2 separate regions of the Homo sapiens genome follow, and region 1 is linked to region 2. Evidence: read pairs that join two places in POLR2A ChIA-PET (ENCODE). Cell type or tissue: Panc1. All regions are shown on one strand. Links, peaks and the distances in the headings refer to the core of each region. The heading gives the core; the rest is flanking DNA.

Region 1 (5,398 bases), core at 59-5,058, 76 kb after region 2:
TACAAAAAAAAGATGAAGTAGAAGGTGATCTGAGTGATGAACAGGGGCCAGATTTAAAAAGACCTATCGTGCTTACTTAAAAAGATTAGTTTTTATGTAGCAGATGATGAATAATCATTGCAGGCTTTTTCACAAGAAGTAATATACATTTTCCTTTGAAAAATATATAATTTTATAACTAGCTGGAAGGTGATGAACAGTCATTTTAGTATTTTGAATAAAAGGTTAACATAATCACATATTTATTGCAAAATAATTTACTCCAATGTAGTTTAGAGATTAAATCAGGGGAAGGCAATAGTGGAAAATGTAAGGAGGAATTATATTTATGGCCTGTTAGAGAAATGGCAACAAACAAACCATAGTGGATTAGGGGGCTTGAGAGAAGTTAGTTGATTTGATTGATATGAAGGAAGTAGAAGCATGAGGGTTTAGTAATTGGTAGGATCTGTAAAGTGGTGAGGAAGTAGGCAAGGACAATATAACAGGGGGTGGAGCCAGTCTGTGATATGACAACATTGTTATATGGATGTTAATCTCTCTCACATTGCAAACAAACAACGTGTCCAGCAGTTCATCAACCAGATACCACTTTTTTCTTCCCCCCTTTTCATCAAAACTTCGGAAAAGAATGGTCTATGCTTTGTCTCCAATTTTCTTTTCTCCCATCAAACTATCATGATACAACTCCACTGAAACTACTCTCATCAATGTCACTAATAATTTCCATGTTACTACATTGAATTATCAAATTCCACTATTTATTTTACTTGGCCAATCAGCAGCATTTGACATAGTTGATTACTACCATTTCTTCATTTGGCTTCCAGAAATCCATTTTCTCTTGTTTTCTCTTATCACATTGATTATTCTTTCTCATTTATTTTATTATTTTCTTCCACCTTCTAATGTTGGTGTTGCTAAAGGCTCTGTTTTTGATCCTTTTCTCTTCTCAATTTATATTCACATTCCTAATTACTTCATCCAGGCTCATGGTTTTAAGTATAATTCACATGCTACTTACTTCTAATTAAAATTTCCAATCCAAACTTCTTTTCTGAATTTTAGACATATAGTCAACCGCTTCTTCCACATCTTCACGTGGATTTCTAATAACCATTGTGAATTCAATATATCCCAAATGTAACTTCTGATCTGTTCTCTCCCCTACCATCCACTACCACTGCAATCTACTTCAATTATAGGCCATCCCATTTCAGTTGAAATTAATTAAACTTTTCAGTTTTCCACACCAAAGGTATAAAGCCATTCTTGAATCCTTTTGGCTCTCACACCTCATATCCAAGTCATCAGATAATCCTTTCTACATTCAAGGTATTTCTAGAATTTTATTTTTTTCACTGCCTCTACTGCTGCATATTTGGTAGAAAGATCATCATTTTTCATCTGCATTGTTGTAATGACATCCCAACTGGAATTCCTGCTTTTACTTTGCTCCTATAAAATTTGTTCTTACACAAAAGCAAAAGTAAACCTTAACAACAAAATTCAGTCATAACTCCTCTGATCAAAACTCTTCAATATCTCCTTATTTCACTCAGAATAAAGTGAAAGACCTTACATAGCAAGTAAAGCTTTGCATATTTTGGTAACTCTAGCACCTTCCTGTCTTCATCAAAAATTCTTCCCTTCCCTAACTCAGCCCCAGTAATACTTGCATATTTTCTGTTCCTTGAAAATATGAACACAATCCCATCTTAGGGGCATTGCTGTGTTTAAATTACTTCCTCCTCCTAGAATTATCTTCCTGTCAGTCCTGCTTAGCTATCATTCTCACCTTGTTAATGGTTTTGCTCAATTTTTATCTTATCAATGAAGCCTATCTGGACAACCATACAAGCAACCCACCTGAGAAGAAGCAGTTAGAGGAAAAGGAAAAAAAAAATCTGAGTGTGAGACGCCAGAAAACCATATCATTAAAAAAAATTAGTAAGGGATAGATGTGAAGCAAACACCAGGAGATCATGCAAGATAAGGACAAAATCGATCAGTTTGATTTAGTGGTAAAGAGCTTGTTTGTGATCTTGGCAAGTATAGTTGATTAGGATTGATACGTAAAAATGGTAGAGTATGCAGAATATCTGTTGTTATGCAATGGGATATCAATATACGATTGATGTAAGACAATTTGAAAGACTGAGAAACTGAAGAACCATCTTGTTCCCACTCACTCTTATTCCCAGTTTTATTCTTTCTTTTTTTTTTTTTTTTTCAGGAAAGGACAGTGAAATACTCTTCATTCATAAAATGGGCATAAAGAATAAAGATACCTGGTTGGTAGTTGTAGGCTCTTGTCTGGAAATTTAATTTGAAGGCCACTGCTCTTCTACCAAACTATTGTGCTATTATTTATATTTTGCAGGAGAAAAGGTGAGACCCTGTGCCAAATAAAGGAATTAAAAATTAAAATGTGTCTGCTAACCTTTGGAAAACATTTACTTAAATCTATATTTCTTTGAAGTGATAATAAAATAATATATTTGAACAACAAAATTTTATAAACCTTCATTTAGATTACTTTATAGATTAATAAACCAGTGGAATGTTATTTTTTGTATTCAAAGGTGTTATTGTTTCTTTTTTTAAAATTTATTTTTGTTTAGAGACAGGGTCTTGCTCTGTCTCCCAGGCTGAAGTGCAGTGGCACAATTATGGCTCCCTGCAGCCTCAAACTCCTATTCTCAAGTGATTCTCCCACCTCAGCCTCCCAAGTAGCTGGGACTACAGGCATGTGCCACCAGATCTGGAAAAACAACAACAACAACAACAAAATGTCTGGCTTTTTCTTGTTATTTCTTTTTTCCATAAAGATGGAGTCTCACTATGTTGTCCTGGCTGATCTCAAACTCCTTGCCTTAAGTGATCCTCACACTCCAGCCTCCCAAAGTGCTGGAATTATAGGTGTGAGTCACCATGCCCTGCTAGGTTACATTGTTTGAGGCATTACTTCACATGTTTATGATGATCTCACCAATGTGTGAGTAATAGTTATTTCAAAGAGTCAGTGGCTGTAGCCAGCAGGGCTACCTTACCTCTTAGCCTTGTATTCAACCTGCTGTCTTCTTCAAAATGAGAGATCATATTCAATTGTAATATCTTTCTGCCCTGCTATTGTTTCTTTCTATTGATAATGTTACACTTGTTAAAATAGTGCTTGAGGGTGCTCTTGCAGTATTTCTTCCATGTGTCTTATTGAAAAGTAACCTTAGAGGGTTTATGTTGTAGCATTCATTCTTCCTATCATGGCAATCTCTCTTTTTATGTAATAACGATACAATTTTCATTTCCAAGTTTACCTGTCTATTTCAAATATTAAGTTTTCTTCTCTATTTTCTGGATCAGAGAATGTATCAAATATCTTGTAAAGATATTTGGTAATCAATATTTGCTCTTTATAAATTTGGTTTTGCAAGGTCAACCATAGAACTTAATGTTTGAAGGCTTGGACCAAATTCTTTGAATTACACCAGGGCATCAGAAATCCAATCATCTATCTTTTTATTTTTCATTAAAACTACTTTAATTAAATTAGTAGCATAAAGTATTTAACTGCCCACTAATCACTGAGTATAACAAAAAAGGGACAGACTATATAACACTTCTAAAGAAATATAACCACCTGAGTACAAGTTAACTACTTTCAAGTTAGGGGCCATCTGGCTGCAACATCTGTTGCCCATTAGTTGCCAGTATTCATTTGCATGGTCTGGATTACTAGATGGGGATAAAGAAGAATTTTCCTCAATAGAAGAGGATCATTCTTTGGACAGGAGTATACTATAACACTGTTTCTTTTTAATAGAAGCTCATAATTTATTGCTACATTTAATATTTTCTGTTTGGGGTAATGGTATGTCCTAATGCTCTTGTTCTATCATGAGATAAAAATCTGCTTAAGCCTGCCCACATTGAATTGATAGATGGTTACTGAATTTTGTATCAGTAAAGAACTCTTGAACACTGCCTCTACATCCAGTGCTGTGAAAGGGGATATGGGTATGCAGAAATGAAGATGACAGAGTTGCTGCCTTCCGTTAGGAATGTAATCAGTAGTATGTCAATAAAAGGCAAGTTGTAGAAGAAATAGGAAGCAGAAGTGAGCTAGGCCAGAACATTGTCATGATATGGAGGCTGGTTTTAGTTATAAACAATACAGTTTACTAAAGCCATTTTAATGTGAGATTGATAAGAACATGATGCAGATATAGAGTTTAAAATGTTAAAGTACAGTCAAAACAGAGTGAAAACTAAAAACTATTATAACCATAACAGAGAGATCAGTTCCTGTCATACTAAAAACTATTATAACCAAAACAGAGAGATCAGTTCTTGTCATACTAAAATCTGGATCTCAGGTTTTTAGTCTCTGTCTCTGTTCTTTCCAGCAGCTTCTCTGTTAAACAGTGACTTCTTCATCTCAACACATTTACCTAATTCTTAGTCAGTGTTGCACATTTTTCCACTTGACCCTGCTTCAGTACAAGAGAAACTCATCTTAGTAAGGCTTTTATTGTTTTATTGTCTTTGCCTTTTTAAAAAATATTGGTTATCAAAGTTCAGGTTTAATGCTATCACTCTTTCTTTCTCTCCCGTTATTCAAATTATCTTTGTTAGAACTAGTGGTGTTCTCTACCTGTATTCTCTATTGTAAAAAAATTCCCAGCACTAGACCGAGTTTCTGTGCTTGTTACTCCCCTCTGTCGCGGAAGACTTTATCTTTCTGTTGCAGCTAACTTGATTTTAAATCAAATTGTTGCCTAGAATATCTCACATCTCTTCTTGCTCATCAAATGTGTCAACCTAAATAACCAGAAAGAGTATCTCTAAAAGAAAATAATATTTATTTAGGAATAGGACATTGCAATGTGAATAAATGTTCCATAGAAAGCGATATTCATATTCAGGAGCATAAAAGAAGACAAAGGTTTTTAAAGAAAAAAATTAAGAAGATTACATAGTTGTTTGAGATTATTATCTTTGGCTACAAAGGTTAATAACAAAAGTAGTCAGTCTAAAGTTGCACAAGCAGTTGCTAGGCAGATGTCCTTACAGTAGTATTTTTGCATAAGGTTGAAATGACCTTTGTGCAAAGTAGTGTTTTTTGCAGTCTTTTATGGTGCTTTTTGTTGTCAGTTATTTATAAATGAGAACTTTTCTCTTTATGGACTTCCTCAGCTCTATTGAAGAGTTGTTTGTTTGTTTTTAACAAAAGTGACTCTGGTTTTGATCCTGACAACTTTCACAAATACATTCATGATTAAACTTTTCAGAATCATATCTGAAGTTGTTCACTGTAACTTGAAGCGTTCTGTCCCCCATATGTGCTGGTGAGCTGCCCCTGGCTTTACTGTATCCTAGAAAGTGTATTACTGCCCTG
Region 2 (5,398 bases), core at 121-5,120:
AACAGTCAAAATATTTGAAAAATATATTTTTCTAAAAAGTGCCAGAAGTATAGTCACCATAAGATTTGAGGATAATTTAATAAGTATTCTTTTCTAATTATATTAATTAATACCTGTGATGTAAATGATACTCAAACTCTCACTTCAATTTTCCTTTTTCACATTTCACACTGAATATCTTCCACAAAATATAAAATGTAGCACATTAATTTTTTAAAAAGATATCTTTTTTCATGAATTGAAATAAAAATATTTTCTTTAGTCAAATTTCCTCTTATTTTATGTATATATATTCCTTAGGGGCACAATAACACATTAAATCAGAATATCGTGAAAAAATATTATTCCTTTTTCAAATCCATTGTTCAACTTTGGGATATACGTATTAGCAGCAACTATTTACTTCTCAATTTTATAAATGTTTCTGCTATTTTCCAACACAATAGTTGCCCAAAAGTAGAACTTTGATACAGTTTGATAAACCATGAAATAATTTTAAAAACACAAATACTTAAACGTCATTTCTAATTTTTGTAATGTCCCAAATCACTCTCTTTAAAATCTGGGTGATTATTCCAATAAAAAAATAGACACTCTGAAAAATGATATTTAGTGTTCATTGACACCTCTAAATTATTGTTAATCAAATAGTGAACAGACATGGGATAAAGTGAGTTTTAGTGGTGTATTACGAAAATAATAGCTTAAGCATTTTTAGTTTTATAAAGAATAATAGTGAGGTTTTACATTATCATTGATGGTGGAGAGCTTACATATGGGAGTGTAAGGTTAAAACATTTTCCAGTTCAAGAATCCATGAAGAGAGAATATAATAATTTATTTTCTTAAAGGAATGAATTTACAAACTGATTCCATTGAGGATCTAATAACAAAGCTGGTAGGTAGATGGTAGATTGTTATATACAGCTAAACACATGTATTTAAAAAAAAAATCAGTGAGGGAGAATGAGAGAGAAGGTGTAAGAAGGCAGAGTGAGTTGATCCAAAGAAAGAGGTGTAGTGAACATTATGAGAAAAGCCATGACAATAAGGACAGGAAGAACTCAAAGACCCAGTGGGACAGATTTGGGTCTGGAGAAGAGTGGGAAAAACACAGAAATTGTTGCTAAAGTGAGATTCCACAAAGTAAAGTAGGGGAAGAACCTGAGAATGAGTGGTCACATTTTTAATGTGGGCATTATTCTAGCTAGGATGATGAAATAAAATACCTGAAGCCAAATAGAGTCCTCCAAAGGTTTATATGGTTTGAAACTACACTTTCTTTAGCAACTGTTAGTTTAGTCTCTGTTTAGATGACTATTACAAGAAAGACACATGCGTAGCACATGCGGAGCTGTTCTACTCCCTATTCTATGGCAAACATAAATAATACATTAGGACCCTTTTCCACCTAAAGCCTGAACATGGTCTCACAACTCTCCTCGTTACAGTGCTTCAGAAAGCACTTGCCAACTAAAGTTGGCACATGACCAAAAATCTAGTTTCCTTGTCTATGTTTAATCTGTAACGTTGTACTAATCAGAGTGACATAAAATCATCAAATAATATGAGTAGAAAAGACATCAAATGACATTGGGTTCAATTCTCAATCACAGTAGGTGAATCTTTGCATTATAATCTTCCTAAATTTTGACCTACAACGTGATTGAAAATAGAACCACTGGGAGAGCTTTTTAAAAGCAAGGCAAATTGTTAGGTTTAACATTTGGACATTTTGTTGCTCAACCCACTTCCTAAGATGAGGATTATGGGCTGAATTGTCCTCCCCCACAAAAAAAAAAGTCGTATATTAAAACCCTAACCCACATTACCTTAGAGTGTGACTGTATTTAGAGATAGGGCTTTAAAGAGGTAAGGATGTTAAAACAGGCTCATTAGGGTCAACCTTAATTCAATATGACTGGTGTTCTAATAAGAAGAGATAAGGACAGAGGCAAGGAATAACACAAACCACGAACAGGAAAACCTGCATCTTCTGGTTTGTTTTAAAATACGAAGGATAACCTGACACCCAGTGCAACGCAGAGACATATTTTAGACACACATAAACACAATTTTTAGATTCTACCTATCTTATAACAGCAATCCATGTCACTCGGATAGTAACATTTTGGCTTTTGAGTCATCTATTATGCTTGCTTTCTTGCTAAAGACGTGCTCAGCTTTCAAAACTCAGATCAGCTATTACCTTGTTTTAAAGCATTTTCCAACTCTCCTTGTAATGACTACATATTTCTGTGTAAAGCTCTGTATGTATTGTTTCACATTTGATATCCTTTTGTCTTTATTTGTTTGCATGACTGCATTTTTTTTTTTTACTAGACCATAAGCTTCTTGAGTACAAGAACTTACTCATCTTTATATCTTCAGTATTTACCACTGTTTTTGGCAAATAGTATTCAGTAAATATGAATTGAATTAAAGAATAAACCTATTTGAAATATGTTATCTAAATCTAATAGTTTTATGAATGTTTTTTGCAGGGTTCAGACAACTGAAGAAGGTGTGTGCTTGCAACCTAAAAATTTATTAATTTCACCTAAATGTTAATAGGTGAAGCTGAGCTATTAGAAGTCATACTATATAGTATAATACATATGGACCATATCTCATTATCTTTGTGCCTCAGTGCCTACCACAGAAGGAGTAGGCAATTCATACTTTTTAAATAAGTAGATAAATGATAAATAAAAGATGATTAATGTGTTCATTTATTGCCAACAAAATAAAACATCTGAAGCATTGACTTAGATAATATAAAGTATTACTTTTTTGAAAGTACTGAGAGTATTAAATATAAAATAATATGTATCTCATCGAGTTTTTAAAGTAAAGTCTCTGATGGGATGTAATAAAATAGTTTCCTTAAACTATTTTACACTTAGTACATGAAGTGAAAGAAAAATAATGCACCTATGCAGATACTAATTGTGTCTTCCTGGAGTAGCTAGAGTTTTGGGCCAAGATTGAGAGAAACAGCAGTGTCACAACTAAATGCATACAAAAGCAATTTATTGAAGATATATTTCATATTTCTGAGCACTGATGTTAATCTTTCACATTGGTCCTAAGTTTTAAAATATACAATTTAGAACAAAATATATAATTTAGAACAAAATATATGAATAAGTGAATTATAATATTTTTATAGTTATATAATATATTATCAGCTTAGGGGAACAGAAAATACATTATAAACCCAGTTTTATAAGTTACATTAATTTTTATTATTTAGTTTATTTTAGATTTTTTAGTCTAAAATAAATTCAGAGTTATAAAAAGTTGCAAAAATTTCATAGGATTCTTATATATCTGACATCCAGTTTCCCAAAATATTAATATCTCTCATAAAATGATTACTGCTACAATGCTATTAAATAATCTACAGGCTTTTTTGAAAATCATTAATTGTTGCAGGATCCAATCCAAGATCACATATTGCACTTAGTTTTCATGCCTGTCTAGCCTCCTTTAAACTGGGACAGTTATTTAAATTGAAGGCATTTCTATCTGTGATGAAAGAGTGAAAAAAAAAATTGTCCCTGAAAAGGCATGTGATATTATCATAATTTTTAGAGCATTAATTCTCTTCATGTATTAGGATCTGAAAACTTGTGAAATTGTAGTTAATTGCTTTCCCCCCCTAAAAATAACTTTTTCAGATAGATTATATCCAAAGTAACTAAATCATTTCAAGGACATGAGTTTGGCCACTAGATGACAATATAACCCTTTTCTATTTGGCAGGAATTTTTTTTTTTTTTTTTTTTTTTAGTTTTGTTCAGATTTCCAGTTTAAGAATCACTACCAGTGGTGTCTTAACCAAAGGTTTTACAATATTCTGATACTATTTGGAGATATATGAAAATCTTAGCAATGACATCTTATGCTAGAAGATTGAACATTGTACAAATCACATTGTCTTATAATTATCTGTTTACCTGTCTCTTCCACTATACTGTGAGGTACTTAGAGTACCTAGTATCCTGATTTATTCCTGTGTTCATAGTAAGAGCATACCATGCTACAACCAATATATGTTTTCAGTATGTATGTGTGTGTATATATAAACATATATATACACATATATATAAACATATATATACACATATATATACACATATATATATACACATATGTTATATATATACTCTTTAATCCTGTTTTTTGGGAGAACTAAGAATTATTTTTAAATTTGCTTTTTAAAGACTGATTTGGGGTCAGTTTCACCGGAAAACAACAGTTAGTAATTATGCAGTATTAATTAGCATTACAAAACTTTTTTGTTTGACTCACCGTATCCTTCTTAGTTATCTTTCAGTCAAAAGTGACAATATAATCCAGGTTTAGACCAATTAATTGGAACTAGAAGTATGCTGTGGACTTCCTGCAGACTTTTGCTGTTTTCCTATAGATGCTGTCTTTTTTCCTTTCCTTTATCTTCCACTGAAACAAATACATTATTACTCATTTATAATGGGTTGTGCAATAGGCGTCGTAGGATCATGAGAGGCTCTCTCAAGGGACAGCAGAAGACAATAGCAAAGTTGTAGGTCCACATTCAATGAGCTGCCGAAGAAACAACAGCAGTTGCCTACATCTAGAATATATGTATATGAGAAAAATTAGCCCTATATATTTGTGCCACTGTATCTTCACTCTATGTTACTTAAAGCTTGATTCATTTCTAATGATGGATACAAATTTCATGTGTAATTTGGAAGGAGGGGCTGTTACTCTTTTAACCAGACTTCAAATTCTACAAGGGCAGGCATCATGTTTATCTTTGCTTTGTATTAACTTTCTTAACTTTCTAGTGACTAATGCAGGGCCTCATACAAATTAGAAGGCTAATAAATATTTGCTAAATAAATGTATAAATGATTGAGCTATGAAGTCTGTAGGCATAGCTTATTTTAAATCGAAATATTCTTTTTGAAATGGTCATCCTTACTCAGAAAAAACAAACAAAAAGGTAATGAATTTTTCAGAAATCAAAAGAAATTTCAAAAATTAATCAGAAATGATACCTGCTTTTTAATTATTTCTGCACATGAACTTTACTTTAGGCTTGCCGAGTTTCTACAACCTATTTCTTGATTAATTGTTTGCCCTTTATTCTGACTGAATGATCTTCAGCAAATATAGTGAATATCCCTCATCATCTCTAAGCTAATAATAACATATATCTGACTTTATGGCTTAATATAATGCTATTATAAAAGTCCAAATCATCTAAGGTTATTAAATATTCAGCTGCTTAAAAATTGGTAAGATTTTGTTATATTCATTACAGAAATGCTTGGCACCTGAGGAATTATTAGGTTAGGCTGGTATGGGAAGATTTGAGATAGATCTTGCCCTGTTTTGTATTAGG

The links. Peaks named below come from ENCODE experiments on the same cell type or tissue, not always from the same donor. Only the 100,000 strongest peaks of a DNase experiment are listed, where the experiment ranks them.
Region 1: POLR2A ChIA-PET joins it to region 2 with 10 read pairs; 2 of 35 experiments call an interaction of 5 or more read pairs at or near these places.

Annotation. Positions count from the first base shown.
Region 1 is chr1:104,192,652-104,198,049 of GRCh38, forward strand. No RefSeq gene overlaps it. Among named protein-coding and RNA genes, the nearest start is that of AMY1C, 450 kb to the left of the region's middle. In Panc1, for the core only: no CTCF peak of the experiment used is centred there; a DNase peak (open chromatin) is centred at 2,970.
Region 2 is chr1:104,116,957-104,122,354 of GRCh38, forward strand. No RefSeq gene overlaps it. Among named protein-coding and RNA genes, the nearest start is that of AMY1C, 370 kb to the left of the region's middle. In Panc1, for the core only: CTCF peaks have their summits at 3,710 (motif pointing right) and 3,915; no DNase peak of the experiment used is centred there.